Linked DNA regions of Homo sapiens: regions 1 and 3 are each linked to region 2. A link is an interaction called in ENCODE POLR2A ChIA-PET data of the cell type or tissue named here. Cell type or tissue: OCI-LY7. All regions are shown on one strand. Links, peaks and the distances in the headings refer to the core of each region. The heading gives the core; the rest is flanking DNA.

What was found. Peaks named below come from ENCODE experiments on the same cell type or tissue, not always from the same donor. Only the 100,000 strongest peaks of a DNase experiment are listed, where the experiment ranks them.
Region 1: POLR2A ChIA-PET joins it to region 2 with 5 read pairs; 2 of 35 experiments call an interaction of 5 or more read pairs at or near these places.
Region 3: POLR2A ChIA-PET joins it to region 2 with 5 read pairs; 4 of 35 experiments call an interaction of 5 or more read pairs at or near these places.

The regions. Positions count from the first base shown.
Region 1 is chr5:109,705,110-109,715,622 of GRCh38, reverse strand. MAN2A1 (mannosidase alpha class 2A member 1) reads right to left here. Exons shown (of 22, transcript NM_002372.4): 2 at 1,849-2,103. Among named protein-coding and RNA genes, the nearest start is that of MAN2A1-DT, 19 kb to the right of the region's middle. In OCI-LY7, for the core only: no CTCF peak of the experiment used is centred there; no DNase peak of the experiment used is centred there.
Region 2 is chr5:109,917,244-109,927,756 of GRCh38, reverse strand. No RefSeq gene overlaps it. Among named protein-coding and RNA genes, the nearest start is that of LINC01848, 39 kb to the right of the region's middle. In OCI-LY7, for the core only: a CTCF peak has its summit at 5,657; a DNase peak (open chromatin) is centred at 5,816; H3K4me3 peaks cover 604 bases; H3K27ac peaks cover 2,870 bases.
Region 3 is chr5:110,002,265-110,012,777 of GRCh38, reverse strand. No RefSeq gene overlaps it. Among named protein-coding and RNA genes, the nearest start is that of LINC01848, 120 kb to the right of the region's middle. In OCI-LY7, for the core only: no CTCF peak of the experiment used is centred there; no DNase peak of the experiment used is centred there.

The DNA of each region.
Region 1 (10,513 bases), core at 2,319-7,318, 210 kb after region 2:
TTATATCTACCTATCTTATCCTAGAAGTAAAACTACAACAGGGTCAACCAGGCATAATCATCTAAAAATTGAGAAAAATTTTAAAATTGAGATTTAGCTTTTATGTATCCTATTGTTTTCTAGCTTTTCAATGCAGCATTCCTTCTGGCTAATAATGTTGGGATGCAAAGGAAAAAACGGTGGGAAAAAAACTAAAACTTTACTTTTGTTCTTCATAGTCTCTATAATATTAAATGTGACAACACAACCAAACAACCTTTTGTAAAATTTAAATTATGTTAAAACTAGACTGCAAAAATCACATCCAAATATAAGTTATAAAAAAAATTTAAAGGCCAAACAAATTATATGAAAGTCAATACAAAGTATTTTAAGCCAATAATATTTATCTCCCTATGGAATATATGAGTTTAATAAATAAAATAAAATCTTCTCAAGGATAAGCTGACAAATCTTTGGAAACAAGCTGGGCAGGAGGATGTGTTAGCAGTGTCTGTTTCTTCCTTCAGTCCTGCAGCTCTCCCAGTACCCTCCTGACTTGCTCTGCCTGACTTCCATGGTTGCTCTGCAACTCCTTTCTGTCCAGCCCAGATTTAGACCACACAACAAAAATAATTTTTTTTTTTTTTTTTTGCTGTTCCCTTATCATGGATGACAACAAGGCTAGGTACTCAAGAAGTACTCAACAAAAAACTAAATAAAGCCAAACCTCACAGAAACAGCTATCCCTGTAAGCACAGGATTCTGATCCTATCAGAATCTGGCTACACTCTAGCTGATGAGGTTGCAGGTGCAAGACCTGGCCAGCTCCACTGTCCCCAGCTTCCAGCTTGGCCTGTGAGCCACGACCTCAAGATCATATCATGTTCTCTGCCCTCAGCAGTTAGTGGAAAGTACATATTCGAAAACGAGGCCAGAAGCCAAATAATTTTGTCCAACTTTAAAATATTTACCCCTTAGGATCCTTCCCCCAAAATCCAGTTTCTGGTCTAAGGCACAAGGTTAAACACAGCCTTGCCCTAATTTGCAGAGCCAATGTGAGTGAAACACTCTGAGTTTAAGAAAGGCAGAAGTCCTTTCCAATGCTGGTTTTCGACTCCATTGCCCTCTATAATAGCGCTGTCCAAGAGAAATATAATACAAACCAAATTTTTAATTTTCTAGTAAAACAAAGCAGTTGAAATTAATTTTAAAATTTCATTAATCCAGTATATCCAAAATATTATCTTAACTCATAATCAATATATAAATGAATTAAGATATCTTGCACACTAAGTTTGAAACACTGTGTGTGTACATTACACTTACAGCACATATCAAGCCACATTAGTCACATTTCAAGTGCTCAGTAGCCACACGCAGACAGGGGCTTCCATACTGGAAAGTACAGCTCTAGAATATTTCCCTTCCCTCTTGCAAAAGGATATTAAGAAAAAAAAAAAAAAGTCTAACCTTACTTTGTACAAAATCTATAATGTACAACTGATATATAATAAGAACATGGATTTTCTTGTATTCTCCAAAGGAAGGTAAAAAAAAATCTCTGGCAAAATTTAAACCTTTAAAGGTTTTCAACTATTACAGAAAATAAGACCTGAAAAGCATACAAAAAGACTGTATTCACGTAAGTATAAAATAGTAAGATAAACTGAGAGAAATAGAATTATGGAATTTTATCACTAAACAGAACATTAATGTTCATGTGACTAATCAAAATACTTTACAAAAAGAGAAACTAGAATCCAAAGAGTTTAAGCAACTTACCAAGTCAGAACAGACATCAGGTCAAATCTTAAAAAGAACAAAAAAAAAAAAAGGCCAGTGATTATTAACGAATGTATACATTACCTGCACATCTGAATTGTGACTTCCACTTTGTGAAGCAAACAGACAGTCTGCAGTGTCAACTGAGAGGGATAATTGTGAGGGCAGAAGATGTGAGCCAGCACCTTGGCTGAAATTGCTTTGTGAACTTTTCGGACCATCCTCCACAGACTCACTCAAATTGATGACTGAGTCTCTAATATTTGAGATGATCTCATTATTCTCAGCTAGCAAACGCTCCAAATGGTCTATTTTTTCTTGCAACATTGAGAGCTGGCCCTACAATAAAAAAGAAAAAGGCAGCTATATGAAATACTAATATAGATCTGCTGAGGCATACACATTTTTTTTTTTAAATTATGTGGTTGCCTACGAGGGCAGCCACTCACCCTTCACTTTCCACTTTTATAAGTGGGATCGCAGAAAGCATGAACAGCTGGCAGGGTTGAAACACCAATTTACAGCAGAAAATCTTCTCCGCGGCTGCAATCTTTGCTTAATCATATTTTAAGACGTGCAACAGAAAGACCAAAAATATTTTGGGAAATATTTCTGTTCCCCCCAAACTCAGTCCTAAAATATCTTTGGGTCCCTGGAATCACTGTACAACAGCATATTATATTCAGGTATGAAATTTTTAATTTAAGTATAATTGACTGGAGTTACTCACAAGGGTCAAAAAAGTATGAACTTGAAAAAGATCATTCCATCTCAATCCCTTAACACTAGTGGATAATCCTAAATAAGAAATATCATCTATGGAAAAATCAATTAGTCAATTCAGCCATAAGCATGAACATCTCCCAAGTAACCATACCCGAAGTCATTCAGTCTGCTTTTGCTATACTGTGTGTCTTAAATTTTTTTCATTGATCCTCACATTAAGAGGGTTGCCATCTCTGTAACATAAACCTCGTTATACAAAATAATACCTCACCTTATGAGAGCAGGGACAATCTTTACCTTGTTCACCCCTATATCCTGGGTTCCAAGTACATAGAAGGTACTCATTTATTTGTCAAATGGCCCTCATATTTCTGAAACTCAACAATAATTCTTTAGTGAATGGCCACTGTGTCAGGCATGTATGCTAGGAAGACATGCATAAGATACGGGCCCCTGTCTTTGAACACACAAGGTGATGTTATAACTAGCAAAAGCCTCAAAAAACCCACATTAAGGTTTTAAAAAACTACATGCATGGTGAACAAACAACTCTGGATACTCATTACCAGGAAATAACAGGAAAGCAGAAAGGAAAGAAGGAAGAAGAGAAAAGAGAAAAGGATAGAAAATATCCAAACGCCCAAAAGTAGGGGACTGGTCAAACGATAGATTCATTATCATGGAAGGGATGTCAGCCACTGAAAATTTAGAAATATAAATTGTTTTAAAATAGAAATGTAAGGAAAGGTATTTTCAGAAGATAAAGTAAGGAAAGGTATTTTCAGAAGTGGTGAAAAGGCAGTTTAAAAATAGTATGTATGACATGATATGCTTTAGGAAAAAATATGAAAGACCATATAACACACAAGATATAAGGTTTATACTCACAGGTTATTGGTCAGTTCAACAAGGGGAAAGGGAGAAGTTAAGAGACTGAGATCTACCAAGAAAAGGCCAATCATTTGAGCAAACTATGCCAGAATTGGCAGAAGTCCGAAGAGACTGCAACAGATTTTGGAATTAAAAAAAAAAAAAAAGTAGCCAAAATTAGCAGCAAATCACTGGGGGTGGCAGTGGTTGGGGGCAATACAACACTAGGGGTGAATATCTACAGCCTGATGCTAGAGAAGAAAGGAGCACAAGACAGCCATGTACCTTCTCAGACCTGAAAGATGCTCTCACAGGCCTCTCTACTTAGAAGCACATAACAGAAAGAGCCCCTCTACACATTAAAACTATAGTCCTTTAAAGGCAATTGTCATCTCTAAGATGGGGTGGGGTGATAAGTCACCACAAGATAGAACTCTAAAGCCTGTTTATCAGCATACACAGAGACAAGAAAAAGTTTTAGCACAGGTCCCATCCTGAAAGACAAGCCCCACTGCACCAGTGAAAGGCAAGAGAGGGAGCACACATCACTTTACAACTGGAAATGGCAAAGCAAAGGAAATGGGAGATGAGTGCAACACTAGTTCAGGGCTCAAATAGAGAAGCTAGTTGAACCATGTAGATTCCAGATCCTCAGAGCTGTCGAGTAGTATCGTCCTATAAACCTTTACACCCTTCTTTGTAAGTGCACATCAACATTGGTTACAAGTGATTCTCCATGAAAAGACGAAAGGGGATCCCTTGGCATAACCCAAAGTTCAACCCAAAGAAGCTAAAAATATTTGAGTCAGGTACAGTTGATGAATCTGTATATATTTTCCTAAATACATATGCTATCAAAGGCTGTCTGAAATAGGGGAAATGCTTTTCTTCACTTATCACAACACCACAGACTGCAGCTTTTGAAATCCCTTCTGATAGATTCTGTTGAATAATTCCAATACTGAAGATACAAATTTACCACAGCAGGTAATGGTAAATCAAGTTACTCTTATTACAAGCAGTATTAGAACATGTTGATTCATCTCGCCAGCAGTACAGCTACACATCTTCATAAAATAAAACATTACCTTAATCTAAAATGCCATCACCACAGAGCTTTTAAAGATACCACATTTTGTCCGGGCACGGTGGCTCATGCCTGTAATCCCAGCACTTTGGTAGGCTGAGATGGGTGGATCACCTGGTCAGGAGCTCCAGACCAGCCTGGCCAACATGGTGAAACCCCATCTCTACTAAAAATACAAAAATTAGCGGCTGAGCGCGGTGGCTCACGCCTGTAATCCCAGCACTTTGGGAGTCCGAAGCGGGCGGATCACCTGAGTTCGGGAGTTTGAGACTAGCCTAGCCAACATGGAGAAACCCCGTCTCTACTAAAAATACAAAATTAGCTGGACATGGTGGCAGGCGCCTATAATCCCAGCTACTTGGAAGGCTGAGGCAGGAGAGCCACTTGAACCCGGGAGGCGGAGGTTGTGGTGAGCCAAGATCGCACCATTGCACCCCAGGCTCGGCAACAAGAGCGAAACTTGGTCTCAAAAAAAAAAATAGGTAAATAATAAAAAAATAAAAATTAGCTGGGTGTGGTGGCATGCACCTGTAGTCCCAGATACTCGGAAGGCTGACGCAGAAGAATTGCTTGAACCTGGGAAGCAGAGGTTGCAGTGAACCAAGATCGCATCACTGCACTCCAACATAGGCGATAAAGCGAGACTCCGTCTCAAAAAAAAAAAAATACCACATTTTATCTTATACTTACAATATTATAATACTACAAACTTAATACATGAGTGCCCACATTTCTCCAGATCTTTCTGTACTTTGAGGAAAAGATCATTTTAGAGCCATATACACAGCAAAACTGCCTATAGCTCAACAAGTACACACTGAATAAGAAGACAACCCTTCCTGGGAATATTTTTATTATGGCTTTGGTCCCATAATCCATGGATAAGAGTATTATTCAAAATAAACATTAGCTAGAGGAGTTAGTTCATGAAAAAAGGATCCTACAGCCATTAAAGATGACTTTCAATCTCATTTAGCTTTAAAGATATCATTAATGATCAGTACCTGGAATTCTGTACTGAATTAAGTACATGGAGAAAATTATGGCCTAGGGATATATGCACACAATGGTCTAAAGAACATCATTTTTAAAATTATATTATGCGGTGGAATAAAGTCTCCCTCCAAACAGGTGAAATTCTTGAAATGAACACCCTCATAAGCAAATTCTGTACATGTGACAGAGAAGAGTGGAATGACCTTAAAAGGATGCACTTGTAGTCTGCATTAAAGAAACAGAAATCATAGATAATGCTTCAATTATGCTGAGAAGTCAAAGAATACTTATAGTAACATTGAAAAAGACAATTTTCTGTAGGGCAAGAAAATCACTTATGAGAAAACTACTTTATTCTTTGATTTGCTAATCAGTTCTACAGGGAGGCCACAGCATTGCACCGCTCAGGAGTGGGGAAGGAGGTCATGATATTTGATTTACTCCGCTTTTAGTGAAAGAGAAAAACCAAGCAAAAAATCACATATCAAATACCTTTGAGAGAACAAATTTAGAGTCTACCACAAGGTAGAACAGGCTCAGTTACCACTCAGTCCTATGAACAAAATCAATCAATGTGTATCTACAGCTAAATCCGTAAATTTATTACATAATTATTTGCCTCAAATAGGACACTACCCGCTGGTATTGGCCTCACTGTGATCCTTCCAGCATGGCTGAATCTGTGTATCTTCTCCTGCCTTCCTGGAAAACTGTGTGCCTTTCCTTCTCCCTGCTTCAAAGGCCAACCCTCTGCCGAGCAACAATCCCATTTATCTCAACTGCTCCAAGGCTTTGTTCTTTGCCCTTTTGATTAAACCCTCTCAATATTGCTCAATCAAGTTCCACTTCTAAAAGCAACTCATTCTCAGTAATGTAACATGTTCTATTAGATCAAACTATACGAAAATGCCATTCTCATAGGTAAAACATAGTCAAATATCACCAATTTCGTAAGGTTGAACTTAATATTTATTATATGCTATATACATCTAAAAAAGTCAAACTCTGTGCTTCCACCCTCCTGTGCTTAACCCCATGTGATGGTTAATTTGGGGTTCAACTTGACTAGATTAATGAATATCCAGATAGCTGGTCAAACACTGATTATTCTTCAGGGCTTCAGTAGGCACTGGGCCCATCCTTTATCTACTCAAAGTGAAACCCAGGTGGTTTAGCAATTGATTAGAATTATTGAGCTGCCCCAGGTGTATCTGTGAGAGTGTTTCCAGAGGAGACGGTGTGTGAGTGGACTAAGTGGAGAAGATGTGCCCTAAATGTGGTAGTCACCATCCAATCAACTGGGAGCCCAGATGGAATTAAAAGGCAGAGAAAGGGCAAATTCTCATCCTCTCTAAGAGCCTGGCCGCTTTTCCTCTCCTGCCATTGGATGTCAGAACTCCAGGTTCTCCAGCCTTTAGACTCCAGACTCACACCAGTGGTCCCTGGGCTCTTGCACCTTCCACCTTGGACTGAGCTCCACTATTGGCTTCTCTGGTTCTAAGGCCTTCAGACTTAGACTAAGTCCTGCTACCAGCTTCTCTGGTTCTCCAGCATGCAGATGCAGATGGCCAATAGTGGAACTTCTCAGTCTCCATAATCAAATAAGCCAATTCTCCTAATAACTCCCTTCTCATGTGTGTGTGTGTGTGTGTGTGTGTGTGTGTGTGTGTCCTATCAGTTCTGTCTTTCTGGAGAACCCTGAATAAAACATCTTACATTCCCATTCCCCTCCAGGGCCCCACCCACTTCATGTACCGGGATTATCAAAAGTTTCTCTCTACTCATTATCCCCCTTCCTTACAAACTCCCATTCATTCATCTGCCCATTACAATCAGCATCTGCTCACCACTCCACCAAAACTGACCTTGTAAAGTTCCCAGAGGCTCCCATGTTTCAAGCCTGATGAAAAGCACTCTGCCCTTACCTTATCCGTCATCTCAGGGAGTATTAGGCACAATGGAGCACTCCTTCCCTCTGGAAATGTTTTCTTTACTCATTCCCAATACAACATGCCCTAGGTTTTCCTCCTGCCAACTGTTTATCAGTCTCCTTTGCTGGCTCCTTCTCTCCCAAGCTCTAAATGTTAGAGCACCTCAAGGTTAGCTTCTTGAGCCTCTTACCTCTCTATACTCTCTTACATGATCTCATCCACTCCATGATTTAAATTCCATGATGTCTCCCATATTTGTATCTCCCGCTGAAACCTCACCCCTGAAAAACAGACCCATATATTCAAATACCTGCCTGATGCCTCAAATTGGCTTTCAAACTTAAGTCCAAAAATCATCCTCCTCAAAAAGACACCTACAGTCCTCAGATCTCCAGTAAAGGGCTTTAATCTCTACCTAGTTAGGCACCCTCAAAATCAAAACATTGTACACCACAGTCAGTAAGGACTGAATATCTCTTTCTCTCAACTTAGCTTCACCTTCATCTTATCTCCGTTCCAAGCCAGCTCCTCCCCACCCTACCCTAAAACCTTTGTACATGGTCTCTGTTTACATAATGCTTCAACTCTCATGCCAAACGTCACCTCTGCATAGCCTTCCCCAGCCAGTCTAAAACAGGCCTCCTCATGTTATGGTTTATCTCAATTTATTTCTTGTTTCCTCCACAGTGTTATTACAATTATCTATTTTATTCATGTATTGCTTCCCTCTTTTCCTCACTAAATGAATCCCTATATTGACAACAGGCACCATAGCTGTTTTACTCAATGTACTGTACCCTGATGCCTACCTACCTAGCACACAGCAGGACCTTAGGTATTTATTGGGAGAAAAAAAGGAAGGAAAGAAAGAAAAATGGCATGTAACATTTTTTTCTAAGTATTCAATGTTTTGGCATACAAACCCACACCAAAAATAATACAAATAAAAACAAAACACACCATTTTTGAAGAAAGAAAATCCAAAAGAAGTCTTCACTGCATCCCAAAAAGTAGGTAAGAATGGGAAGGAAAGAGCTAATTAATAGGGTGGTTTTCATGGGCTGTTTGGGAAATAACATAGAATGGGACCCACGTTGGCCACAGGATGACAACCATGACCTGGTGAATAGAATACAATATGTGGCTCCCTTTCTAGAGCAAAGATTATGGATTCTGTACAGTCCAATCAAAAGTTTTCCATTTTCACTACCATCACTAACCTGGCTCAAGAGACTATTATTTTCACCTCTTGTGGGGAGTGAAGGAAGTTTGGAAAAAGAACCCCAAGATAATTCTGGACTATTTCCTATCATGGTAGTGATATAAGATCTGCACTCAACCAAATCAAGTTTCTAGTTATAAGAGCTGTAGAAGATATATATGTTTATAATATACCCACCGATAGCAGCATTCAAAAGAAACAAAACTTTACCCCAAAGTGTATGCATGTATCTGAAACTTAGGATCTATACCACCTTTCATTTATGTTTTTTTTTTCCTTCAAATCTAATTGTGTTAGATTCAACATATCACTCCAACACATCAAGTTCTTTCTGGACTCTGATTATGTCATCAAATGTGCCCACCATGTAAGAGCAAAGATTACCTTTATCTTTAATGACATCCTTCACCAGATAAAGGTGGAAGCAATTCAGCTTAATGGCTAAGCATTGGCTCCTGTTCAGGCTATCTGGCTTCCAATACTAGTTTCCGCACTTATTGGCCATGTGATCTTGGGGAAGTAACTTAATCCTGGGCCTCAGTTTCTATGGGCAAAATGCAGATACTAATATCCATTGCTTGGACTGGCTGTGAAAGAATTTAGCACAGGACCTGCCAACAAGTAAGCAGTGAAGAAAGTATTATTGCAGCTGCTGCTACATAGTAAAAGTATGGCTTTTGAAAAATCACTTTGAAGGGTACTACAATATGCACCTCCAGATAGTATGTGTCATAATTAAGAACAGACTCTGAAGCCAACCAAAATTTGAATTCTGGCACCACTACTTACTGGCTATGTAACTCTGGGCAAGTTCAAAGTTACATAACTTCTCTGTGCTGCAGTTTCCTCATCTGTAAAATGGGGAGAATAATACCTAACTCATAGGGTTGTTATGAGGATTAGTTAGTATATGCAAGTAAATTTAAATAGCGCCTGGTGCAGTAAGCAGAATAATGTTTAGTCAAAGATATCCCTGTCCTAATAATCCCTGAAATCTGTGAATACCTTGCCTTACATGACAAAAGGAATTTCACTGATGTAATTAATTTTAAGGCTTTGCAGATGGGAAGAAAACCCTAGAATATCTGAGTAGGCCCAATGTAATCATAAGGAAAAGAGGAAAATGGAAGAGTCAGGCCAGAGAGGGAGATGTGAGGACACAAGAAATCAGAATGATGCTATTGCTGGAAGGCAGCCTTGAGCCAAGGAATGCACTCAGCCTCCAGAAGCTGGAAAAGGCAGGGAAACAGATTCTCCCCTGGAGCTCCAGAAGGAATGCAGCTCTGCAGACATCTTTATTTTAGTCCAGTAGGGCCTGTTTCAGACTTCTGACCTAAAGATCTGTATGATAACACATTTTTCTTGTTTTACGCCACTAAGTTTGTGGTGATAGCAGCAATAAGAAACTAATATACTTAGCAAATAGTTGGCCCTACAAAAATAAAGCTTATATTCTTATGCTTAGTCCTTTTTAGAGAAATTCTTGCCCAAATCTCCATCATCAGAGCTGGAGAGCCATGACCCTAAGGAGCTGTGAGCCCAAGCAATGGAGGGTGAGGCCGTGCAACCTCATAAACTGTCTTCCAGGGGCATAATTTGGTCTAACAAGGCTCTACACCTAACTTTGAATAAAGGAGTTAAGAAAAGACAGAGTCACCCTTTATGGTTCAAAGTAATTTTCAGAAAAAGCAGCATCAACATCTTTATCTTAGACTGAGTTTTAGAATCAATCAATTAAAAAATTTTAAGCCATTCTGGAGCCACAGTAGGGCATATGGAGTAAAAGACTGCAGTTTGCCAGGTAAAAGCCATGGTAGCTTGGACAGGAAGGGAAGGAACATGAAAGAATGACAAGAAAGATGAGTTAGGAATGGGAGGGGCAGGAAAGGAAAAAAAATTGGCATTGAGTTTTTTGCT
Region 2 (10,513 bases), core at 3,590-8,589:
TAAGAGAGACACACAGTATTTAGAGATAAAATTCGTGACATTTACAATTTACTCTCAAATCATTTAGCAAAGCTAACAGTAATAGTAATAGGGAGAAGAAGGAGAAGGAGACTGTTGGAGGGGGAGGGGAGGTGGAGAAAGAGAAAGCAAGGATTGTATAACATTAACATTGGTGAATCTAGGTAAAGGGCATATGGAAGTTAATTACATTACACTTGCAACTTTCTGACTTTCAGTAAGTTTGAAGTTTTTTCAGAATAAACATTTTACAAAACATTACGAAAAAAAGAGAAACACAGAGAAAGAGAGAGCGTGCACCATGTATAAGACAAATAACTAGCTGATTGTAAGATAGGTTTGTTAACTGAAAGCACCATCCCCTCCATGAGGAGAACACTGACCTTGGTCACATTTTTTTTTTCTTTTAAGACAGAGTCGCACTCTGTCGCCCAGGCTAGAGTGCAGTGGCGCGATCTTGGCCCACTGCAACCTCCGGCTCCCAGGTTCAAGTGATTCTCCTGCCTCCGCCTCCCTAGTAGCTGGGACTATGGGTCACATTTCACTTGGAAGTACTCCACTAAGTTCCCATATTGTTGCAGTTTCCAGGGTTGTAACCCCCAATCATTGTGCTTTCACTGCCAAGTTACACTGCTGATTTTGTGTAGCCTTAATTCTTTCTGAAAGCATTAAATTATTTTTAGTAGAACTCATGCTACCTACCAGTCATGAAAAATTGTTTACTGTTAATTGAAAATGTTTGTAAAAAGAGCAAACTATTGTCAAAAACAATGCATACATGGCTGAAATATTTCTTTTCCCTTGAATCCTTAAGTATTCTTTGAGTAGGCATTTGCCAATTGGAGTTGTACATTGTCTTTCTTGCGTTAAGCACACCCATCGCCAATTATTTCCAGGTTTCATTTCTTTAAAGTTGAAAGTATATTTTGTCTAGATGTTTACATTCTTTTCCATCATTTACAGATATCTTGTCTGCTGATGCAATATAAACTCTTTAATCACAAGAAATTTCGTTGAATTTCTTCAGAACATTCAACTTATTTTTCATAGAAATGACTCATATATATCATCAGTTTATGTAGTATTTAATTAATTCTATAATTACAGTTTTAAAGATAACTGGAAGGAAGAGATTTGGAAACAAACACAATTAGCTCTTGGTACACATACAAGCATACAGCCAACCTAGGGAAGAACAAGAACATAAGGCTGACCAGCCAACTGACTGTAAGCATTCAATGTGCCATGAGCTTCAGTCATCGTGTTTAGAGAATAGAAGAAAATCAGTTAATTCACAAGGTGTTGGGTGTCAATTCAGTAGCAGTCACTAAGAGATCTTCTGCGTATTTACTTATTTTCAATCCACAAAAAAGATTTGCTATCTTCCATATGTAAAAATATCCCTTCCATGGGTAAAGATTGATTGTCAATTCTCCATGAAATTTACCACTTATCAGAGAAACTAAAATTAGGAGTATTGATCTGATGGACATACAGCCATTGAGTGCCTACTGTGTGCCAAGCACTGTTCTGGACATCAGGATAACGGGTTCCTACAGAGCTTCATCACAGTGGGTATAGTTATCTGGTAGGATTAACTGCTGGACTGCACTTCTCTGCCCCAGTAAAGTTCATAAGAAAATGCGTGCTTGGCTCAATAAGTAAGGAATTAATTCAAGGCTATTCTTTCTGTCTTCTGAGAGACTGGAAGAATAAAAAAGAGGGAGGTTTTACCCTGTGTCAAGTTAAATGCTGTTATCAGTTGCTGCATGTACAACATGTTGTTTATGGTAAAGTCAATTGATTATGATGCCCGAAACCAAGTGATAGATGGGACATGGCTGTAGCAGCAGCAGAAAAACAAAGAAAAATAGCCATCATTAACATATGGAGGCACATGTATGCGATTTTGTGTTTTCTTTTATTAAAGCAATTTTGTAAATTTGAGCTGATCCTTTTAATTAATCATGGAGCCAAGGCTTTTTAGTTTTCTGTTTTTTATCTGTGTCTTCAAATTACTTTTAAAAGACTGTTGCTGCTTTTAGTAGAATTTTGCCTTCAAGTTAGGAAGTAACTGAGAAGATTTCTGAATATTCGGGTTAAAGAACATAGCTGTTGGTTTTGGTGTTGAACTCTGGTTTGCCTACCTGCCTAGTTGGTTCTGCCCATCTCTGTGCTTGTGATTGATACCCACTCCCCTCTTTTATTGGCTCTCATGCCCACAAGGCAGGCCATTCCCTCCACATACACACACCCTGATGTACACAAGGGTCCCTGCCAAGGGTGGCTCCATCTTTCTTCTCTATGAATTAAAACTTCTACTTTGCTAAGTAGCCAAAAGAAGGTTCCTGAAATCTCAGTAACTTCCGGTCTTTACTCCAATTTCATGAATACCTAAAGTGCTTCTCATGAATACCCTTAGTCAATGATCCAGGTCAAACTCTTATTTTATCAGAAAATCAAGATGGGAAAAGGTGAATGACACAGCCACTGTCATATCATAGAACCAAAGCAAAATCCAAGACCTCCTCTCTCTCAGCTAAGCTCTTTCTACTGTGTAACAATCTACCATTTTTTAGTACTTTAACAATGGTTCATGTAGCCTCTACAGCGCTATCCTGAGTTTGCTTTCTGTGATTCCAGCATGTAGAGCATGCCTCACAATTAGCATGTAGGTTCCTTGAGGGCAGGGACTATTCCTTTCATGTCCACAGCTTGCACAGAGTGGAGAGGACACTGACTAAAGGACAGGGGGATTTAATTAGCCAAATCTCATATCAGACAGCACCAGATCCTCCCTCCCAGCCACCTCCCAGTACCCCAATAAACAACCAGCCCATATCTTCTGATTACATTTCCAGGCTCCCATGTGCTTTTGATTAACTTCTGTGTTTTTCAGCCTTTGCATTGCTGATGCATCCATTTTCTGTCCCCAAGTGGGATATAGAACTGTAGGTAACAGGCAGTTAATAAGCTAAACAGGTAGGGACAGAGGCTCATTAATGGTTGCTCTATGATTTGTGGCCGGTTCCCTCAGCACCTAAATCTTGAAATAAATATATTCAGAGACTCCGTTATCCAGGAAGAGGACATGGATCATTTTTCTTTCATTAACAATGGAGCCGCTACAGCAACATTTTTATTTATATGCACATTTCCAAGCCTAAAAGCTTGTCCCTTTAAACCTGCTTGCACTAAATTTTGATCGGCCCTTGATGAAAGAAGACTTATGAATCGGAGACAACCTGGTAACCATCTGTGCCCAATGCATATTAAAGGAAATGTAAATTCGCAAAAGACTCCCCAGCATATATCAGCTTCTCCACCCTGGGAAGACAGAGGATGATTAGAGAATCTGGGACCAAATCTCCCAATTCAGGAGGGCCATGTTAATGAGGAACTTTGCCGAAGTACACAGCAGGAAGAAGCCTTCAACAAAAGAAATTTCTAGATAACAGATGGGCCCAAATTTCTTCTATCTAGAAATCTATCCTTCTATCTGATGTGATAGGCACTTTAAGGGGTCTCTACCCAACCATAAGACCACACATGCATGCTTCACACATACACATGTGTGAGCATGTACCTGCACACATATGCCTCTCTGAGCTCTAGTACATGTGGGTCCAGGCAGCCATATTAATTGTCTATGTGAACATTTTGTGAGCTTTCTATCCATACCATGCCACCCCAGGACCATAGTCTTGGAATTGTTCTGGACAGCCTGTATACCATTAAGGCATATACTGTGATCAGAAATCAGGCAATCACATCCCTCCCTCAGAACCCTTTTAACCTTCTCTGACTTAATCTAAACTAATCAGATTTTTTTCTGTGAATTTGGAGTTGGCACTGATAGGAACAGCTCTACTGTTTGCCTGAGTTGAGGGCTTTGTAAAATTGCCAGATAAGAGGCAGCCGTCTTCTGCCATGTGCTTGAAGAAATAGCAAAAGTTGGTGTAATAAGAGAAAAATAAAGCAGATACACAGTGACGAGTGGAGAGCAAGAGCCTCAAAAGTCAGAGACAGACACACACATAAAGACAGAGAGACAGAGACAGAGGGAGAGAGAGGAATTGTGTTACTTTCTGAACACTTTAAGATGCTGGTCCCAAACCTAGACATGTCTTCCCCTGGTGTTTCATGAGATAGATAGCCTATTTTCTTAGTGTCAGTCCTCCATTCTGCTTGAATTAGCAGTAAAAGAGCTTTGGGGACAATCCCTAGCCAGGTGAGGGCTAGGCCCATCTAGGCTTCAGGGACAGATTTCCAGCAAAGCCACGCAGCAGTTCTTCCCCACCACTGAGCAAAGGAGCCTTTGTTAGGCTAGGGTGCACCACCTGTGCACTGTCTGCCTGTCCTTTGTCAGAACCAGCCCCTCCTGCTAGCTTTTTAACATCTCTGTCCTTGCCAAAAACATTCAGAGTTGGAAGACAAAGGCATCAAGGATGCAGAAGAGAGGCCCTGGCAAAAGTGAGAGCAAAACCAAGGATTGCTGTGGACAAAGATAGCAAGGACAAGTCACTTCAGTGGGCTGTCATTCACAACCGAAAGCCACAGGCTGGAGTGCCTGTGGTGGCTGGAATACAATGTTCTACCATAAGGAAAATGAGGTGGGTAACTCCTTTCATTTCCACCATAGTGAAGGTCTATTCTTTCCTTCAAAAATATTTAATATACTATTCCAATTGTATTAAAAATGCAATACCAGCCAGATATGGTTGCTCCCACCTGTAATCCCAGCACTTTGGGAGGCCAAGGCAGGAGGATCACTTGAGTCAGAAGTTCAGGACCAGGCTGGGCAACATAGGGAGACTCCATCTCTACCAAAAAAAAAAAAAAAAAGTTGAGTGTGGTGGCACACACCTGTAGTCCCTGCTACCCATGATGCTGAGTCAGAAGGATTGCTTGAATCCAGGAGGCAGAGGCTGCAGTGAGCTGATTGCACCACTGTACTCCAGCCTGAGAGGCAGAGCAAGACCTCATTAAAAAACAAAAAAAATCAAGCAATACCCAACGTGGTCAAGTTCTGTCTCTTCTTGGCTCTAACACACGTCCTAGGTATCTGATCGCAGGATAGAAATCAGTACAGAAAGTATTTCACACCCTGCCCCACCCCCAAACAAAGCCAAAGCAGGTCTGTCTACAGCTTACTCCATGGCACTGCATCATTCTTCACCCCACAGCCTCCCCCCAGCCCCCACACCTTTCCTCCACCGTGCTCCCTGGATAAGCATCCCACTCATGCTTTAGACTGCCCAGAGGGAGTAATTTGGCACCACACGGGACACCTTATTCTTGGAGTGCTAAACAGAAGTTAAGACTCGTGACTCTTCTCAGCTCTAATCACACACTAATTTCTCTGATAAAGCCACTTCAGATTTCTGTTCAGCCCAGACCCTTGGCATCAGGCCTTGGAGCTGTTCTGGGCCAGGCTGCTGGACATACCATGTGATCTGAGCTCAAGCAGTCACCACATACCTCCCCCATCAAACCTTCTAACCTGCTTTGTTTTGATTATTTTAAAATCCTGCCAAACCTATTAGGGCTAATGCTCCGCTGAAAGCAGCCACGACCTCCTGTCAGCACTTGGCACTGCAGGGCCATCCGTGACAAGGGGGGAGCTCACAGTCCTCTCTGTAGGAGGCTAGCACCCTCTGCTTCCAAAGAGGGAGGGAGTGACTGCAGAAAAGGCACCTGCCACCTAAACCTCAGAAGTCAACGGCTCCCCTGCCCCTGCAGCTAAGGCCTCAGTTCTTTGAAGCATATGAGCAGCTGCAGAAGCAATGGTGGCCTCAAAAAGTCCCATCAGCAGCTCTCAGAGTTTGTCTTCAAAACAAAAGTGCACCTGTGTTTTGGCAAGCTTCAAAGGGGTTATGAGTTGTGAGCAAATGCAATGTGGTTGAGTGAGAAGTGCTTTGAGCCTATGACTGCACAGACACACCACAGCATCTGGCACCATGGCTGCTCTGTGACCTTGAGGAATCACTCTCTGGACCTTCGGCATAGAAGAGATTCACACCTGATCAGATTCACCCCTGAGCTTCAGGACCTGGGTTAACAGTTAAAGACCTTCCCAGCTTGTCCTTCCATGCCTCAGGTTTGTACTGCTTTCTTTAGCATCTAATAAACAGTTCCTGTCCCTTCCCCTTTGGTCTTGGCTCCTAGAATGCCCTTCCATCTCCCTACTCAAATCCAGCACATTCTCTAAGACTCAGCTTAAGTTACTTTTTCTTGAAGGCTTTCTTGGCTCCCACAGCCCTCAAGGCTCCTCCTACTATCCCATCAGGCAATTGCACACAATTATGCAGCCATTATAGACTCCTTTATGTTGTTCTCGATTATTATGTCTGTGTTAATATTGCATCCTTCAATATCCTAAACTCCTCAAGGATAGGGTCCAAATCATTTTAGCACACTCCTGGATTGTGTGCTAAGATTAAAAAGAAAAAAATAATAAAATGGCAACATCCCAGGGCATGATTATTCTGCCACCCTTCCCCAGTAGTCACACTCTTAGTCAGGAGAACACAGCACTCTGTCATTTTCTAAAGGTCAGAAAAAGGTGATCGCGGTCAGCCAGTAAAAGTCGGGTGAGCCACGTCCATCTGGGTGTCCCTGCTGTCTATTTCTAAGTAATCCTCTGCTTAGGGGGCAGTCAGTGATGCCAACAGTGGGGGCTTTCAATCCATAATTACAACGTCTTTCCTTCAGCCCAAAATGTGGAACAGCTCCTGATTCCTCCCTTGGCAGCCAAAAGGCTGATCTAGCCCCAACCAACTGCAAGAGGTAATGGCAGGACCACGAACCTCCTGCAGCTGCAGGGATGAGCCATGGGAGGCTGATAACCACGAGAAATGACCACAAGGACTCTATGGGTGTCCTTGGAGGCAAGGACTGGTTGAGAGAAGAGTTGGGGAAAGTAGAAATGAGGCTTTGCAATGAAACTCTGAATAAAGCTAGCTCTATGGGCCTTTGCAGGTAAAAGCCCTAAATGACGGAAAGGTAGCAATCCCCATCCCCAACACTACTCTCCATATCCATGCAGGCACAACCTTCCACATGCCCCAGGAGCCCGGCAGCTTTTGAGGACCCTGCTCACTCTCAGTGGTAGAGGAGGAAGAGAAAGAGAGAAAATCCATTCAAAGCCAGGACCTAGCAGAGTCCAAATAAGAGGATATTTAAAAATAAATAAATAGCTCAATTCACTTTACAAAAGAAGACATAGAGGTGGCCAACTAGCATATGAAAAAATGTTCAACACCACCAATCATTAGAGAAATGCAAATCAAAACCACAATCAGATACCATCTCACACCAGTCAGAATGGCTATTATTAAAAGGTCAAAAAAGAACAGATAGTGGCAAGATTGCAGAGAAAAGGGAATGTCTATACGTTGCTGGTGACAAAGTAATTAGTTCAGCCATTGTGGAAAGCAGTGTGATGATTTCTCAAAGAACTTAAAACAGAATTACCATTTGGCTCAGCAATCCCATTATTGGATATATATCCAAAGGAATATAAATCATTCTACTATAAAGACGCGTGCACATATATGTTTATCACAGCACTATTTACTGTAGCAAAAACATGAAATCAACCTAAATGCCCATCAATGGTAGAATGGGTAAAGTAAATGTGGTACATATGCACCATAGAATACTACACAGCCATAAAAAGAATCAGATTATGTCCTTTGTAGCAACAAGAATGGAGCTGGAGGCCATTATCCTCAGCAAATTAATGCAGGAACAGAAAACCAAATGCCACATGTTCTCACTTATAAGTGAGAGCTAAACACTGAGTACATATGAATGCAAAGAAGAGGACAACAGACACTGGGGCCTACATAAGGGTGGAAGGTGTGAGAATGGAGTGGATCAAAAAACTACCAATTGGATACTATGCTTATTAGCTAGATGATGAAATAATTTGTACCCCAAACCCCCGTGACATGCAATTTACCTGTATGACAAACTTGCACCTGTACCTCTGAACCTACAATAAAAGTTTATTTAACAAGTCAATTTAAAAGGATCTAGAGACTTGGTCATTGGCTAATTTCATTGCACCGGATCCATCACAGACAATAGATATTTGGGCTCAAATGTTTCTAGACTGGAGCACGGGATGAGGGAAATATTGTATCTTTTGTTTTGTCCTAAGGAGGAGAAACAAATTCCCAGGGTGTATTAGTCCATTTTCATACCCCCATAAAGAATTGCCCAAGACTGGGTAATTTATAACGGAAAGAGGTTTAATTGACTCACAGTTCAGCATGGCTGGGGAGGCTTCAGGAAACTTACAATCATGGCGGAAGGTGAAGGGGAAGCAAGGCACCTTCTTCACAAGGTGACAGGAAGGAGAAGTGCTGAGCTAAGGGGGAAAACCTCCCATCTCAGGAGAACCATCAGATCTTGGGAGAACTTACTTACCATCCTAAGAACAGCATGAGGGAAACCACTCCCATGATTTAGTTACCTCCACCTGGTCTCTCTCTTGACACATGGGGACCAAGGGATTATGGAGATTACTATTTAAGATGAGATTTAGGTGGGGACACAAGCCTAACCATATCATTCTCCCTCCAGCCCCTCCCAAATTTCATGTCCCTTTCACATTTCAAAACCAATCATGCCTTCCAAACAGTCCCCCAAATTCTTAATTCATTCCAGTATTAACCCAAAAGTCCACGTCTAAAGTCTCAACTGAGACAAGGCATGTACCTTCCACCTAGGATTCTGTAAATCAAAATCAAGTTATTTGCTTCCTGGATAAAATGGGGGTAAAGGCACTGGGTAAATATACCCATTCCAAATGGGAGAAATTGACCAAAACAAAGAGGCCATAAGCCCCATACAAGTCCTAAATCCAATGGGAGAGTCAAATCTTAAAGCTCTGAAACGATCTCCTTTGACTCCATGTCTCACATCCATGTCATGCTAATCTAAGAGGTAGGTTCCCATGGCCTCAGGCAGCTCTGCCCCTGTGGCTTTGCAGTGTATAGCCCCCTCCTGGCTGCTGTCTCAGGTTGGCATTGAGTGTCTGCAGCTTTTCCAGGTGCATGGTGCAAGCTGTCAGTCGATCTACCATTCCAGGGTCTGGAGGACAAGGGCCCTTTTCTCACAGCTCCACTAGGCAGTGCCCCAGTAGGGACTCTGAACAGAGGCTCTGACCCCACACTTTACTTCCACACTACCCTAGGAGAGGTTCTCCATGAGGGTTCCACCCCTGTAGTAAACTTCTGCCTGCACATCCAGGTGTTTCCATATATCCTCTGAAATATAGGCAGAGGTTCTCAAACCTCAGTTCTTGACTTCAGTGCACCAGCAGGCTCAACACCATGTGTAAGCCACAGGCTTGGAGCTTGTACCCTCCAAAGCAATGGCCTGACCTGTAAGTTAGCCCCTTTTAGCCATAGCTGGGATGCAAAGCACCAAGTCCCAAGATTACACAAAGCAGCAAGGCCCAGGAACAAGGCCTCTGGGCCTGTGACGGGAGGGGCTGCTGCAAAGGTCTCTGACATGCCCTGGAAACATTTCCCCCATGTCTTGGCAATTAACATTTGGCTCCTCGTTACTTAAGCAAATATCTGCAGCTGGTTTGAATTTCGCCTCAGAAAATGAGATTTTCTTTTCTATTGCATCATCAGGCTGCAAATTTTCCAGACTTTTAAACATAACTTCCAATTCCAAACCGTCTCTTTGTGAATGCATAAAACTGAATACTTTTGAAAACATCCAGGTCACCTTTTGAACATTTTGCTGCTTAGAAATTTCTTCTGCCAAATACCCTAAGTCTCAAGTTCAAAGTTCCACAGGTCTCTAGGATAGGGGCAAAATGCTGCCAGTCTCTTTGCTAAAGTATAGCAAGAGTGACCTTTTCTCCAGTTCCCAGTAATTTTCTCATCTTTATTTGAGACCACTTTAGCCTGGGCTTCATTGTTGATATCACTATCAGCATTTTGGCCCAAACCATTCAACAAGTCTCTAAGAAGTTCCAAACTCTCCCACATCTTCCTGTCTTTTTCTGAGCCCTCCAAACTGTTGCAATCTCTGCCTGTTACCCAGTTCCAAAGTCGCTTTCAAATTTTCAGGTACCTTTATAGCAGCACCACACTCTCTGTGGTACCAATTTACTGTATTAGTCAATTTTCATACTGCTATTAAGAATGGCCCAAGACTGGGTAATTTATAAAGGAGAGAGGTTAAATTGACTCACAGTTCAGCATGGCTGAGGAGGCCTCGGGAAACATATAATCACGGTGGAAGATAAAAGGGAAGCAAAGCACCTTCTTACCTTCTTCCCAAGGCAGCCGGAAGGAGAAGTGCTAAGCCAAGGGGGAGGGGCCCTTATAAAACCATCAGATCTCGTGAGAACTCACTATCTTGAAAACACCATAAGGGAAAATCACCCCATGATTCAATTACCTCCACCTGGTCTCTCTCTTGACAAGTGGGGATTATGAGGATTATGGGGATTACAATTCAAGAT
Region 3 (10,513 bases), core at 3,583-8,582, 85 kb before region 2:
ATGTGGGAAAGTCACCATTCAAAGATGAATTTGTAAGGATGGTGATTAACCAACTCCAGCCAACAGATCAGATATCTTGTTCTTAAAGAAACTTAATAAAACTGTAGGACATATTGATTTTGCTCTTCCTCTAGGCAGAAATATGTCAAGGATTTCCACCAAGAAAATAAATAATCTTGAGCTTTCCTAAAAAAGCAAATGTGGAGTTATAGAGTCTCAAAATGAATCCAGGGATAGGGCTAGTTCAGCACGCAGCTAATATTATAAAGATTCATTACCAAGTGCTGTGTTAACAAAGATGAAACACCTATCATATGACCTGGAGATTTTTTTTCCCATAAAATATACACAGGAGAAATGGAGACAGAAGAGCAAGTAATAACTTGATGAACTGATAAGCCATCTGTGAAGTAGAAATCCATCAGGTGCCCCATGAGAGGCAGTTCTGGAGAGTTCCAGGGAAATGGTTTGATAAGTTGTTAATCACTGAGACTCCAACAGCACAGCTGTTACTTGAAAATGTGAGGGGTTGGGGCAGAATGTTCCAGAGGGGAGCTGTGAAGCATCAGAGCTTACCTTGTTCCCTTGGATGTGAGGTCAACAGGCATCTGCCACAGTGGCTCATGAAACAGCATTGGCTGAGCTGGTCACCAATCACACACACCGCCAATTAAAAGTGGTTTCTTAACTAAAACAGACTATCAAATGGCTACAAGAATGCTTCTCTATTCAATATATCAAGGGTACAAGTGAGCTGCAATCTACAGTGGAAATCGAGAAAAAAGTTGATGGTAGGAGAAAGGTAACTCAGGAAAGAAAAAGAAAGAGCAGAAATCCCTCTGTCCATCCCTCTCATCTTTTCTTCTACTTTTTTGTAGAGAAATTCACTGTTTTCCCATGTGCCACTGTCCAGGTGGGAGCTATATTGAAATAACATTTCCAGAAATTCTTGCCAACTTTTATCTGCTCCTCCTAAAAGGAGGAGGGGTCATTTATCTACCTTGTAGGTATGCTACTTTTAGCAAACTAGAAATAGAATAGCATATCTTTAATCTGATTACAGGCTATGGAAAACTTCTATAGCAAATGTCATGTTTAATAGGAATTTAATAGGAGTTTAATGGTGACATATTAAAAGGTTTCACTTTGCCTAAGCTCAAGAACAAAACAAGGATATCAGTTATTACTGACTCTTTAAATTATACTGGAGGTCCTAAGTAGTACAATAGAAAATACAAATAAATAAAATACATAAATACAAATAAAATATCTTGGAAAGTAAGAAAAGAAATCAACTGTTCTTATTCACAGATGATATAATTATGAGCACTGAAAAATTCCTAAACTACAATTAACAAATTAATAAATAAATCTAACAATGTTTCTGGATATAAACTCAGTATTTAAATCAATAAAATATATGTATACAATAGTGCATATAATTAGGAAGTAATTTTTTAATCAGAGATTTTACAATAGCATAAAAAAATCTTCAAATGTCTAGGAATAAATTAAAGATATATAAAACCTCTACACAAAAAAACAAAAGACACAGAAAGAGTAATTTAAGAATAGCTAAATACATGGAGGGATATATCTCATTTATGGACTGGAGTATTTATTATTCTAAAGTTTCCTTTTTCTGACTCAGTACAATTCCAAATAAAATTCCAGCTTTTCTGTGGAAATGGCAAGGGCCAAGAATAAGAAAAACTATCTTGAAGAAGATAACAAAATAAGAGGTTTTATAGCACCAGATATTAAGACATAATAAAGTTTCAGTAGTTAAAGGAGCATTGTTTTGTCATCTGAATAGACAATTAGAAACCAATGAAACAGAGTAGAAAATTCATAATTATACTCATATTTACCTGGTCTCCTGAAATTTGATAAAAGCTCCACTACAATAGGGAAAGGATGACCTTTTCAATAAACAGCACCAGGTCAATTGAGCATCCATATGGGGGGAAAAAGTGCATTTTCACCCCACTATATATCATATACAAAAATTCATTTCAGATAGATTATAGACCTCTATTTGAAAGATAAAACAAAAATAATTCTAGAAGAATATATAGGAGAATATATTCATGACCTTGGAACAAGCAAAGATTGATTAAACAAGACACAAAGAAAATACTATTTATAATAATAGACACTGAGTAATTGGACTGAATTGAAAACCATGTGGCAGTAATCACTAAAGCTGAATATTTGCATATTCTATAAACTCTAAATTCTACTTCTAGAGGTATACCCAAAAGCATGTGCATATATGTGCACCAAAGACCTGCACAAATTGTCTTACAACAGTGATTCATCATAGACCCATAGTGGAAACAACCTAAAGCTTTATAGATAATAGAATATATAAGTTGTGGTATATTCCTACAATGGAATATTATAGAACAATGATGAACATCAGACTACTGCTACATGCTGTGACTTGGGTGAATAATTTTGAGAAAAAGAAGCCCAACACAAGAGATACATATGATTCCATTTTTATAAAACTCTAAAAACATGTTAAACTAATTTATTGAGATAGAAGATATTAGAATAGTAGTTAATTTGTAGGAGCTATAATTACTATGCATGAGGGAGGCTGTGAAGGAGTTTGTGTTCTATTTCTTGATCATAGGTATCTTCAATTTGTAAGGCTAATACTTTATAATATTTTATTTATACTTCAGAAAAATAATATGCAAAATAAAAAACACAAATGCAAACTGGATTTTCACTCCCTAAGACTTCAATGCCTTTTCATACTTAAGATGAAGGAATGAATACACTACTCTTGCTCTTATAGAATATATTAAAGAAAATTTGAAAAATCAATCTAATGAGTTGCTGATTGGTATAGCCGGGTGTAACAAAAACAGCATGAACATATCTCAGTTCAAGCACTTGCATTTACATGTGGCAGCTTTGTGGCCTTGTTAACTTTGGTTTCTTTATCTATAAAGCAACGGCAACAGTACTCCTCTTCCCCTACTTTGATATCCTCACTTACTCAACCTGGAAAACATTTTCCTTTTCACATTTTACCCTAAATTCTTGCTTCTTGGTGAAACCTTTTTCTATTCCTCATACTGACTTTAATAAACCTTCCCTGCTTCTCTGTCTACACTTTCAACATACTTACTGCTTTGTTCTGAGTGTTGGTGCCCTCCCAGAATTCCTGTGCTAGAACTTAATCTCCAATGTGATAGTACTAAGAAGTGGGGCCTTTGGGAGGTGATTAGGTCCTGAGGGCTCTGTCCTCCTGAATGGAATTAGTGTCCTTATAAAAAGGATTGAACATAAAACCAAACACTGCATGTTCTCACTCATAAGTTGGAGTTGAACAATGAGAACACATGGACCCAGGGAGGAGAACATCACACACTGGGGCCTGTTGGGGTGGGGTGGGTGGCTAGGGGAGGGATAGCATTAGGAGAAATACCTAATGTAAATGATGGGTTGATGGGTGCAGCAAACCACCACGGCACTTGTATGCCTATGTAACAAACCTGTATGTTCTGCATATGTATCCCAGAACTTAAAGTGTGTGTATATATATATATACGTGTATATATACGTGTATATATAAGTATATATATACGTGTGTGTGTGTGTATACATATATATATATATGTATATATGATTGAAAGAGCTTGCTTGTCTCTTCCTTGTCTTCTGCCATGTAGAGACAAGGTCTTCCCTCTCTTCCTGTTCCTCCCAGTAGCAAAGCTAAGGCCCACCTTGGAAGCAGAGAGCAAGCCCTCACCAGACACTTAATCTGCTGGCACCTTGATCTTAGACTTCCCAGCATCCAGAACTGTGAAAATAAATTTCTATTGTTTATAAATGACACAGTCTAAGGTATTTTGTTATAGCAGCATAAACAGACTGAGTCACTTACATTACAGTACAGATGCTCCTCAACTTATAATGGGATCACATCCTCATAAACCCATTGCAAGTTGAAAATATCATGTCAAAATGCATTTAATCCGCCTAACGTACTGAACATCAGAGCTTATCCTAGCTTACTTTAAATGTGCTCAAAACACCTACATTAGCTTACAGTTGGGCAAAATCATCCAACATAAAGCCTATTTTATGAGAAAAGTGTTAAATATCTCTTATAATTTACTGAATACTATACTGAAAGTGAAAAACAAAATGGTTGTATGAGTACTCAAAGTAGTTTCCGCTGAATGAGTATCGCTTTTGCACCATCATAAAGCCAAAAAATCTTAAAGTCAAACTATCATAAGTCAGAGACCATCTATATTAGATTTTGTTATCTCCCACTAGAAGAGAACTTCTAGAAGCTTCTAGAACACAAGGACTGATGTTTTTTATACCTGGAACCGAGCCCAATGCCTGACACATCAGTGCTCAATAAATATATGCATGAATAAATAAACGAGTGAATGAAAGTCAGCCTTACCTAACCGAGAGACTGTAACAATCCTGTGGGTTCATATGCATGAAAGGAAAACGCTACACAGATGTAAATGATTGCAGAATGATGCACAGGAATAAGCCACAGAATAGTTCCCAGTTTATCTTCTTCACTCATGAAGGAATACAGAATACACTAGCTGATTTTTGAAGAGTCATGATAACTGAAGGGTTTAAAAAATATTCACAGAACCTTCACTGAAACTCACGAACCCTGAAAAGACAGACAACTGACAACCAAAATAGGAATCTAGTCAGAAGTGACAATAAAACACTTGTCATGGAGACAGAGGCAATGTTTAAAACAAGCAGCCCTCAGGATTGAAATGCATTCTCCCTGTCTACTCCAAAACTCAGTGGATGGGTAAATAATGTGAAAGGAAATCAGTATGTCCTACTACTATAAATGAGGCAATTAGACTATCTGTTGCACACACATTTATGAATAGTGGTGCTGGCAAGCCTCTTCAAAAAGATGCATCTGCTTCTTTCGTGCAGAAATATATAATCAAACTCTCCCCTCTTTTAACAGATCATGGCCTACCTTTTTGAGTTTGTGTTATACAAGCTAATTTTCACTCTTTATTTTACTAAAATAAAAGAACTCTAGTCAAACGACAACACATCAATATCCCCATTGATGCCAACATTATGTTTTTCCTCAGGAACCCTTAACATTGCTTCTCCCAACCCCGCACAACAGAAGATGTATAAGGAAGCAGCTTGACTGACTCTAGGGATTGGGTTTGGGCTGTAGAACACTTCACCTCGAAGTCAGCTGTTCAAATCCAGCCTCCAGTGAAGAGGATAAAAATATTTTCAGGTGTGGGCTTAAATCAGGTTAAAGCCTTGATTCAGCTCCCTGAGGCAAAGGATCAGCAATATATTTTAGCATCTTATTCACAGCTCTACAGCAAGAAAAAGGTCTGCAGACACCCAGAGACTGAACTAGCCCTTTATCCAACATCCAGCTGCATTCTGTGGGCCCTACCCATTGTCCTATCAGGCCCCTCCCCTGAGGTAACAGGAAGATTTTCACTTCACATCTCTTACTGACACCTAAAGTGTTACCTCCCACCTTCTTTAAAAAAAAAAAAAAAAAAAAAAGCTATTCAATGCTTTCCTTCTCAAACAAGATGATTCAGAAAGAACAAGAAGAAAAACAAGAAAATTAAATATGGAATTACAAACTTTCCTGTACATGGCTCTGAATACACAGTAATTTCCCTGATAAACTTTAAGATTTGGCCCAGGGAAAATATTCACCCCATTATGAATGTAATGGAGTTCCTATAAATATGATACACAACCTACTAACTTGCATACCAAATTAGATGCTGGAGACATTGCTGAATCAGAAACACCTGTTCCTGAATTTCTGTAAATACATAAGCTATTGAATCAAAATGATCACCAGTAGTAGTAAATCATATCAAAATCAAGCCAGATACCCCTTATGGGTGAACAGATACATCACCAGGCAAATTAAAATACTGATATATTGCCACTGCTAAAATTTTCCAAACACAATTACACAGAGCCTTACATTTTCAATATCACCTCATTCAATTCCTGATTTTATTTGGTTCTGAGATGGCCTTATTACTTGACCAAAGTGAAACAAAGACACAGTAGTCAGGCTTTGAAAGAAAGGCAGCAGCCCCAGTCAGGGACTTATAGATAAAACTCCCATCTCCCTGGGACAGAGCACCTGGGGGAAGGGGCAGCTGTGGGTATAGCTTCAGCAGACTTAAACGTTCCTGCCTGCCAGCACTGAAGAGAGCAGCAGATCTCCCAGCACAGCGCTAGAGCTCTGCTAAGGGGACAGACTGCCTCCTCAAGTGGGTCCCTGGCCCCTGTGCCTCCTGAAGGGGAGACACCTTCCAGCAGGGGTCAACAGACACCTCATACAAGAATGCTCTGTCTGGCATCTGGCGGGTGCCCCTCTGGGATGAAGCTTCCAGAGGAAGGAACAGGCAGCAATCTTTGCTCTTCTGCAGCCTCTGCTGGTGATACCCAGGCAAAAAAGGTCTGGAGTGGATCTCCAGCAAACTGCAGCAGATCTGCAGAAGAGGGGCCTGAATGTTAGAAGGAAAACTAACAAACGGAAAGCAATACCATCAACCTCAACAAAAAGGGCGACCACTCAAAAACCCCGTCCGAAGGTCACCAACATCAAATACCAAAGATATCAGTGGAACCCACCTCCAATATTTCAACGTAGGTTCTATTTTCTGTAAGTGTCGGCCAGCTGAGAAATAAAGAGAAAGAGTACAAAGAGAGGAATTTTACAGCTGGGCCTCCGGGGATGACATCACATATCGGTAGGACCTTGAAGCCCAGGCTGTGATTTGATCAAAGGTTTGATCTTTGACAAACCTGACAAAAACAAGCAAGAGGGAAAGGATTCCCTACTGAATAAATGGTGCTGGGAAAACTGGCTAGGCATATGCAGAAAACTGAAACTGGACCCTGTCCTTACACCTTATACAAAAATTAACTCAAGATGGATTCAAGACTTAAATGTAAGACCTCAAGCAATAAAAACCCTAGAAGAAAACCTAGGTAATACCATTCAGGACATAGGCATGGGCAAGGACTTCATGACTAAAACACCAAAAGCAATTGCAACAAAAGCCAAAATTGACAAATGGAATCTAATTAAACTAGAGCTTCTGCACAGCAAAAGAAACTATCATCAGAGTGGACAGGCAACCTACAGAATGGGAGGAAATTTTTGCAATCTAGCCATCTGACAAAAGGCTAACATCAGAATCTACAAGGAACTTAAATAAATTTACAAGAAGAAAAACAACCCCATCAAAAAGTGGGTGAAGGATATGAAAAGATACTTCTCAAAAGAAGACATTTATGCAGCCAACAAACATAGGAAAAAAGCTCATCCTCACTGGTCATTAGAGAAATGCAGATCAAAACCAGAATGAGATACTATCTCATGCCAGTTAGAATGGCGATCATTAAAAAGTCAGGAAATAACAAATGCTGCAGAGGATGTGGAGAATTAGGAACGCTTTTACACTGTTGGTGGGAGGGTAAATTAGTTGAACCATTGTGCGAGATGGTGTGGTGATTCCTCAAGGATCTAGAACTAGAAATACCATTTGACCCAGCAATCCCATTACTGGGTACATACCTGAAGGAATATAAATCATTCTATTATAAAGACGCATGTATGTTTATTGCAGCACTATTCATAATAGCAAAGACTTGGAACCAACCCAAATGCCCATCAATAACAGACTGGATAGAGAAAATGTGGCACATATACATGACTGAATACTATGCAGCCATAAAAAAGAATGATATTCCTCAAGGATCTACAACCAGAAATACCATTTGACCTAGTAATCTCATTACTGGGTATATACCCAAAGGATTATAAATCATTTTACTATAAAGACACATGCACACATATGTTTATTACAGCACTATTCACAATAGCAAAGACTTGGAACCAACCTAAATGCCTTTGCAGTGACATGGATGAAGCTGCAAACCATCATTCTCAGCAAACTAACACAGGAACAGAAAACGAAACACCACACATTCTCACCCATAAGTGGGAGTTGAACAATGAGAACATATGGGCACAAGGTGGGGAACATCACACACTGAGGCCTGTCATGGGTGGGGGGCAAGGGGAGGGATAGCATTAGGAGAAATACTTAATGTAGATGATGGGTTGATGGTTGAAGCAAACTACCATGGCACATGTATATCTATGTAAGAAACCTGCACGTTCTGCACATGTATCCCAGAACTTAATTAAAAAAAAAAACAAAAAGATCAAAACAAACAAAATTTTATTTATTGTAAATTAGCTCTATAAGGTCTTCTTTAGTAAGAGATATTCAAATACCATGTTTATATACATTATATTTTTATTTTAAAAGAGTTATTAGTACATATTAATTGCCAACTGATTCCTATAAATATTTTACTTTAATTTATATTTGAAATCTACCTTTATTACAGACTTAAGGCTACAAATTAAAATATGCTGGACTCCAAGAATGCCACTTAGTCACAATCTAAACAAAAACATTAATATGCCACTCTAAAAGTTTCTATCAAGAGAAACTAGACTAGCATAAGAGTATCAGAATTCTTTCTACATTCTTGGAAGTTCCTAAGTGTTGCTCCAAGACTATACAGCTGACCCATGAACACTGTGGGGGCTAAGTGTGCCTACTCCCCACATATTCAAAAATCTGAGTAAAAATTTTGACTCCCCAAAAACTTAACTACTAATAGCCTGCTGTTGACGAGAAGCATTACCAAGAACATACAGTTGATTAGCATGTATTTTTTATGTTATATGTATTATATACTGTGTTATTACAACTATGTAAGCTACAGAAAGAAAATGTTATTAAGAAAATCATAAGAAACAGAAAATATATTTACTATTCATTAAGTGAAAGTGGATCATCGTAAAGGTCTTTACATCTGTTTACATTTCTCTCAATTGTAAATAATGCCTGTATAGTCTTTGTTTGTGTACCTAAGTTTTAATAAATTTTAAAATTTTATCATATATTCCTGTATATTTTATAGCACTAAATGATAAAACAGACTAGTATCTACATATATTTGATGGATTCATGGCATATTAAACCTTTCCTTCATTTTTTTCAATATTTCTAGGCTGCAGTTCATCTGTGAATTTTTTCAGATTATTGCAAATCTCCAAAACATGTTCTAATACATTTATTGAGAAAAATCTGCATGTAGGAGGACTCTCACAGTTCAAACTCGTGTTGCTCAAGGATCAACTGCATTTGTATTTTGTTTTCTACATGCAAAGGGTGTTCACAAAGTTATTAGGGATAGGGAAAAGGACTAGCCCACTTGGATCTCCTGATGCACAGGAGAATCTGTGCATTCTGTGAGGAGTAACTTTTCTGGATATGCCAAATTAAAACTCACTTCACTAAGGGCATATGAGGAAAGTTGGTAGGCATTCCCAGTTTTAAAAGACAATTCTTTCTTACAGACAATAACAAAAGATCATTAGAGAGTTGTCTAGGATAGAGATAAGCAAATGTTCTTGCTCGGTTAGACCCAGTGTGACGGTTAATTTTATGTGTCAACTTGCCTGGGCCGTGGTGCCCAGATATTTGTTCAAACATTATTCTGCATGTTTCTGTGAAGGTATGTTTGGATGAGATTAACCCTTAAATTGGTGGACTTTGAGTAAAGCAGACTACCCTCTATAATGTGGGTATACTTCATCAATCAGTTGAAGGCCTGAATAGAACAAAAAGGATGACCTCTCTGGAGCAACAGGGAGTTCTGCGGCAGACAGCCTATGGACTAGAACTACATCATCAGTTCTTCCTAAGTGTGCTGCCTGCTGGCTCACCCTGCAGATTTTGGACTTGACAGCCTCCATAATTATGCAAGCCAATTCCTTAAAATAAATCTCTCTCTATAAACATCCTATCAGTTCTGTTTCTCTGGAGAACCCTGACTAACATACCCAGGTTCCAATCCCAACTTGGCCATATTCTTGTTGTCTGGTGTTGGGTGAGTTACTTAAGTCAGCTGAGCCAAGATCCCCTCATTTGTGAACTGGGGAAAGTAATGTGCCTGTGTCCAAGGGGTGCTGTGAAGATTAAAAGTGATTGTGCACCTGTAGTATTTAGTATAGTTTATAACAGGAGTTGGCACACTTTTTCTGCAAATGGACAGATAGTAAATATATGAAATGTTGCAAGCCAAGATGCAATGTCCTCAACTCTTGAACAACTGTTCTCATGCAAATATTTTTTTTTTTTTTACATTTAAAAATGCAGAAGCCATTCTGAGTCCCTGGGTCATACAAAAATAGACAGCAAGTTGGGTTTGACTCACTGACCATAGTTTGCCAACCCCTCGTTTACAATATGTATTAAACATGTATTGAATACTGACTTCTTGCTACCCTGAAACGTCAAAACTATGAAATAAATAGCATTTGTCTCCTGGGCCCAGAATGCCCTTTCTATAGTCCTTTGCCCTCTTAATGACACCTTTTCTCTGTTTCTTTTGAAGGGGC